2 separate regions of the Homo sapiens genome follow, and region 2 is linked to region 1. A link is an interaction called in ENCODE POLR2A ChIA-PET data of the cell type or tissue named here. Cell type or tissue: A673. All regions are shown on one strand. Each heading gives the region's core, and the rest is flanking DNA. Links, peaks and the distances in the headings are about the cores only. Region 1 overlaps ASXL2 (ASXL transcriptional regulator 2). Region 2 has its middle 17 kb from the start of DTNB.

Region 1 (2,911 bases), core at 90-2,589:
CTTGTTGAATTATTAGTAACTCTAATAGCTTTCAAAGTATTGTTCAGGACAGAAGGCAGATTTGTTTCAGACATGATGATTTTATGGTATGAAAATCATTGGTTTCAGCCAGGCGTGGTGGCTCACGCCTGTAATCCCAGCACTTTGGGAGGCCGAGGTGGGTGGATCACTTGAAGTCAGGAGTTCGAGACCATCCTGGCCAACATGGTGAAACCCCATCTTTACTAAAAATACAAAAAAATTAGCTGGGTGTGGTGGCAGGCACCTGTAATCCCAGCTACTCGGGAGGCTGAGCCACAAGAATCACTTGAACCCAGGAGGCAGAGGTTACAGTGAGCTGAGATTCTGCCACTGCACTCCAGCCTGGGTGACAGAGTGAGACTGTCTCAAAAAAAAAAAAAAAAAAAAAAGAAGGAAATCAATGGTTTCAAACCTGATAGACATCAGAATCTCACAAGTAGCTTTTTAGAAACTTTTTTTTTTTTTTTTTTTGAGCTGGAGGCTCCCTCTGGAGTCACTGTGTTGGCCAGGCTTTTTCAGGCTGGGTGCTGTGGCTCATGCCTGTAATCCCAGCACTTTGGGAGGCCGAGGCAGGTATATCACAAGAGGTCAGGAGTTCAAGACTAGCCTAGCCAACATGGTGAAACCCCATCTCTACTAAAAATACAAAAGTTAGCCAGACGTGGTGACCCACACCTGTAATCCCAGCTACTCGGGTGGCAGACGCACAAGAATCACTTGAACCCAGGAGACTGAGGTTGCAGTGAGCCGAGATCACACCACTACACTCCAGCCTGGGAGACAGAGCAAGACCCTATCTAAAAAAAAAAAAAAAGACTTCCTAGGGTCTTGGGGGTTCTGATTTGTAATTTTTTGGGATAGGACCCAGAGCATATATATTTTAAAATTGCGCAAGTAAATATAATACCAGCCAGAGATGAGAATGGCTGGCAAACATTATGTACATACTCCTTTATGTGTATGGGCATGGTGGGGGCTCCTATAGATCACACATTGTCTTCCTTCCAGTGCTGTCTAGAAGCCTGTGTAATTTGAGATAATCCAGCCCAAGTGTGTGTGTGTGTGTGTGTGTGTGTGTGTGTGTGTGTGTGTGTGGAACAGAGAAGAGCAAGTATTTTCCCCTGGACCTTGGTAGTAAAGCTAAGAACTAAAAGACAGTAGTGGTATGGGTGGCTGGCTTGCTTGCTTTTCTCTTCTTTCTCAAACATAAATACACTTTTTAAAAATGCAAATACCATAGAAAACTTTGTATCATAATAAGCACTTGTAATAGTGGCATTAGGAGGGAGTTGAGATAGGAAAAGAGGTGTGGGGATTTGGGGTGAGAGTGGAAGCAGTCGTCTTTGGCACCAATAGAAAAAGTGGATGCAAGGACCCTAGAGACAAACTAGTATTGCTGTCTCCAAGGTTTGGCCTCTCGGCCATAGACCACCCATGTTTGTCACAGGTACTGTAGTGTTCATCTGTTTTTAAAATGTGAGGGCTAATGAAGTTTTGTTATTCTTACAAATGAAAACTAAGCTCTGTTGTTTTTTTCCCCTCTACTTCTTTCAGATCCCGGTCTCCAGAATCTCCCCCATGCCGTTTCATCCATCGCAGGTCTCTCCCAGGGCTCGTTTTCCAGTCTCCATCACTAGTCCTAACAGAACAGGAGCCAGAACTCTTGCAGACATCAAAGCAAAAGCCCAACTGGTCAAAGCACAGAGGGCAGCAGCTGCCGCTGCCGCCGCAGCTGCTGCAGCCGCCTCAGTTGGAGGGACCATTCCAGGACCTGGCCCAGGGGGTGGACAAGGTCCAGGAGAGGGTGGTGAAGGGCAGACTGCTAGAGGAGGCAGTCCAGGCTCAGACAGAGTCAGTGAAACTGGAAAGGGCCCCACACTGGAACTGGCAGGAACTGGAAGCAGGGGAGGTACGAGAGAGCTTTTACCCTGTGGTCCAGAGACTCAGCCCCAGTCTGAGACCAAGACCACCCCAAGCCAGGCACAGCCTCATAGTGTCTCTGGAGCACAACTACAGCAAACCCCCCCAGTGCCTCCAACACCTGCCGTCAGTGGAGCATGCACAAGTGTCCCATCACCAGCCCACATAGAGAAATTGGATAATGAAAAACTGAACCCCACCAGAGCAACAGCCACAGTGGCCTCTGTCAGCCATCCACAAGGGCCCAGTAGTTGCAGACAGGAGAAAGCACCTTCTCCAACAGGTCCTGCTCTAATCTCAGGTGCCTCACCTGTTCATTGTGCAGCTGATGGCACAGTTGAGCTCAAAGCAGGTCCTAGTAAGAATATACCTAACCCTTCAGCCTCATCAAAGACAGATGCTAGTGTGCCAGTGGCTGTAACTCCCTCCCCTTTAACATCTTTATTGACCACAGCCACTTTAGAAAAGCTTCCTGTACCCCAGGTCAGTGCAACTACAGCACCTGCTGGATCAGCTCCACCCTCGAGCACTTTGCCAGCAGCTTCTAGCCTTAAAACCCCAGGAACTTCTTTAAACATGAATGGACCCACTTTAAGACCAACCTCTAGTATCCCTGCTAATAATCCTTTAGTGACTCAGCTGCTTCAAGGCAAAGATGTTCCCATGGAGCAAATTCTGCCTAAACCTCTCACCAAAGTTGAAATGAAAACGGTTCCACTGACTGCAAAAGAGGAAAGGGGGATGGGAGCGCTCATAGCTACCAACACAACAGAAAATAGCACCAGAGAGGAAGTTAATGAGAGACAGTCCCATCCAGCTACGCAGCAGCAGCTGGGCAAAACCTTGCAAAGTAAGCAGCTCCCCCAGGTTCCAAGGCCCCTTCAGCTCTTTTCAGCTAAGGAGCTGAGGGACTCCAGCATTGACACACACCAATACCACGAAGGACTAAGTAAAGCAACCCAAGATCAGA
Region 2 (2,911 bases), core at 133-2,632, 54 kb after region 1:
TACTAAAAAAAAATACAAAAGTAGCTGGGTGTGGTGGTGGGTGCCTGTAATCACAGCTGCTCGGGAGGCGAGGCAGGAGAATTGTTTGAACCTGGGAGGCAGAAGTTGCAGTGAGCTGAGATAGCGCTACCGCACTCCAGCCTGGGCGATGGAGTGAGACTCTGTCTCAGTAAATAAACAAATAAATAAATAAATAAATAAACGAATGAATAAATAAAATAGAAAAGAAAGAAAATAGTCCACTCAATTAGACAAAAGCCATAGCCACGATTATTTTAGAGCTGGTCCTCCCTCTACTTTGGGCAGCATGTCAGACAGCTGTGGGACAATGACTTTAAGATTCTTAGAAACACCTTTTTCTAGCTGATGGGGCTATTTGGCACCATCTTAAATCTCTTTGAGGTCTTAAAGAGTCTTACAGCCTCAAACTTAATTTGATCTTTACCCTAAAGCTATTTCTTTGCAACCGTTTTGTGTAGTAGAGAGACTAGAAATCTGACATTTTATTTTACAACCCAGCACATCCCAGCCCCTCTGTGTGTTTCTTTTAAATTCTGTTTGCAAACTGAATAGTTCCTCCTTTGGAAGCTTATGGTTAAAGCTTCTTAAAAAAGACAATTTACCATTCTACCTGGAAATTTCTTTAGCTGGATTAACAAGTTAATTAGGTATGTTTCCTTATTTATTTATTTATTTTTTTGAGACGGAGTCTCTCTCTATTGCCCAGGCTGGAGTGCAGTGGCACAATCTCACTTCACTGCAACCTCCACTTCCCAGGTTCAAGCAATTCCCCTGCCACCCGAGCAGCTGGGATTATGGCATGCACCACCTCACCCAGCTAATTTTTGTATTTTTAGTAGAGACAGGGTTTCACAGGCTGGTCTCGAACTCCTGACCTCAAGTGATCCGCCCACCTCAGCCTCCCCAAGTGCTGGGATTACAGGTTTGAGCCACGGTGCCAGGCCCACTAGGTATGTTTCCGATCGGTGACTACAGATGACAGTTTTGCAGCACTACTTCCACTACTCCAATTCTCCCCTCCACTCATTGTTTCAGTGCTGCGACACACAACGCTGCGACGCACAAGCCACTGTCCCTCCAGCCTCCGGCAGCCGTTGCCTCCTGGACCCTCTGGACTGCACCAACAACCTCCTTGCCACCCTTCTAGCCTCCGTTTGCCACGTAGTCCAAAGCCAAATCTGCATGCTTTGTTTTATTACAGCACTCTCTTCTCCTGGGTACCAACTGCTGTCTGTAATCTATTGCTGCATAACACATCACCCCAAAACTTTTAGTCTTAAAATAATATCAGTTTATTGTTTCTCTCAATTCCATAGGTCAGCTGGAAGGTCCTCTGCTGGCATCACCAGGGCCCAGAGAAGTGGCTGCAATTAACGATAAGGTCAGCTGGCCTGGAACACCCAAGATGGTCTCATTCCCATGCCTGACAGTAGGTGCTGCCTAGCAGCAGGAGTGCCTCAGTTTCCCTCCACAAGGCCTTTCATATTCCATTAAGCTAGACTGGCTTCCTTACAAGGCAGTCCCAAGGCAGTGTGCCAAGAGAGCAAGCCTTAATGGGTAAGTATTTATCCAGTCTTTGCTTGTGTCGTGTGTGCATTGCTTTAAGTCACATGGCAGAGTCAGAGTCCCTGTGGGAGGGGAACACAGAAGAGCATGCATACCAAGAGGTGTGACTCATTGGGGACCATCACTGTGACAGTCTACCATACCAGGGCTCCACATAGAATGGGTCTTTTCTTCCTTTGGGCTCCCATAACTCTCTGAAGCTCTATTAAAAAGCACTCAACAGTCAGGCATGGTGGCTCACACCTGTAATCCCGCACTCTGGGAGGTAGGGGCAGGAGGATTGCTTGAGCCCAGGAGTTCAAGCCTGGGCAAAACAGTGAGACCCTGTCTATACAAAAAATATTTAACAATTAGCCAGACATGGTGGTGCACACCTGTGATCCCAGCTACATGGGAGGCTGAGGTGACAGAATTGCTTGAACTCAGAAGGTCAAGGCTGCAGTGAACTGTGTTCGCTCCACTGCACTCCAGCCTGGGTGAAGAGTGAGACCCTGTCTCCAAAAAAAAAAAAACAAAAAAAAACATAGTCTCTTGAAAATTATCAGTTCCATATAACTCACTTGCCATCTTTAAGCTGCTGCTTTTTTTTTTTTTTTTGAGACAAGGTCTTGCTCTGTCACCCAGGCTGGAGTACAGTGGCACAATCATGGCTTATTGCAACCTCAAACTCCTAGCTCATGTGATCCTCCTGCCTCATCCTCCCAAGTGGCTGGGACTACAGGCGCATGCAACCGCACCTGGCTAATTTATTTTTATATTTATTTTGTAGAGACAGGGTTTCATCATGTTGCCCATGCTGGTCTCAAACTCCTGGCCTCAAGCGATCTTCCCACCTGAGCCTCCCAAAGTGCTGGGATTGCAGGCGTGAGCCACCATGCCTGGCCTTTAAGCTTCTTTAAGCAGAAATGTCCAGGTCTATTTTTAATCCTATCTTCTATTTCATAGCCTAGTATGGGGCAGATATTCATACAATTTTTTTTTTCTTTTGAGATGGAGTCTTGCTCTGTCACCAGGCTGTGAGTGCAGTGGCGTGATCTCGGCTGACTGCGACCTCCGACTCCCTGGTTCAAGCGATTTTCCTGCCTCAGTCTCCCAAGTAGCTGGGATTACAGGCACACGCCACCACACCCAGCTAATTTTTTTTTTTTTTTTTTTTTTTTGTATTTTTAGTGGAGACAGGGTTTCACCATGCTGGCCAGGCTGGTCTGGAACTCCTGACCTCGTGATCCACCCGTCTCGGCATCCCAAAGTGCTGGGATTACAGGTGTGAGCCACCACGCTCGGCATATTCATTCAATTATCAACTGCTAGTGAAAGAGTACTA

Evidence for each region. ChIA-PET counts read pairs that join two places held together with the same protein. Peaks named below come from ENCODE experiments on the same cell type or tissue, not always from the same donor. Only the 100,000 strongest peaks of a DNase experiment are listed, where the experiment ranks them.
Region 2: POLR2A ChIA-PET joins it to region 1 with 5 read pairs; 5 of 35 experiments call an interaction of 5 or more read pairs at or near these places.

The regions. Positions count from the first base shown.
Region 1 is chr2:25,743,141-25,746,051 of GRCh38, reverse strand. It overlaps ASXL2 (ASXL transcriptional regulator 2), which reads left to right. Exons shown (of 13, transcript NM_018263.6): 13 at 1,576-2,911. Among named protein-coding and RNA genes, the nearest start is that of DTNB, 71 kb to the right of the region's middle. RefSeq lists an enhancer at 1,879-2,379. In A673, for the core only: no CTCF peak of the experiment used is centred there; no DNase peak of the experiment used is centred there.
Region 2 is chr2:25,688,967-25,691,877 of GRCh38, reverse strand. No RefSeq gene overlaps it. Among named protein-coding and RNA genes, the nearest start is that of DTNB, 17 kb to the right of the region's middle. RefSeq lists an enhancer at 1,504-1,798. In A673, for the core only: no CTCF peak of the experiment used is centred there; a DNase peak (open chromatin) is centred at 1,637.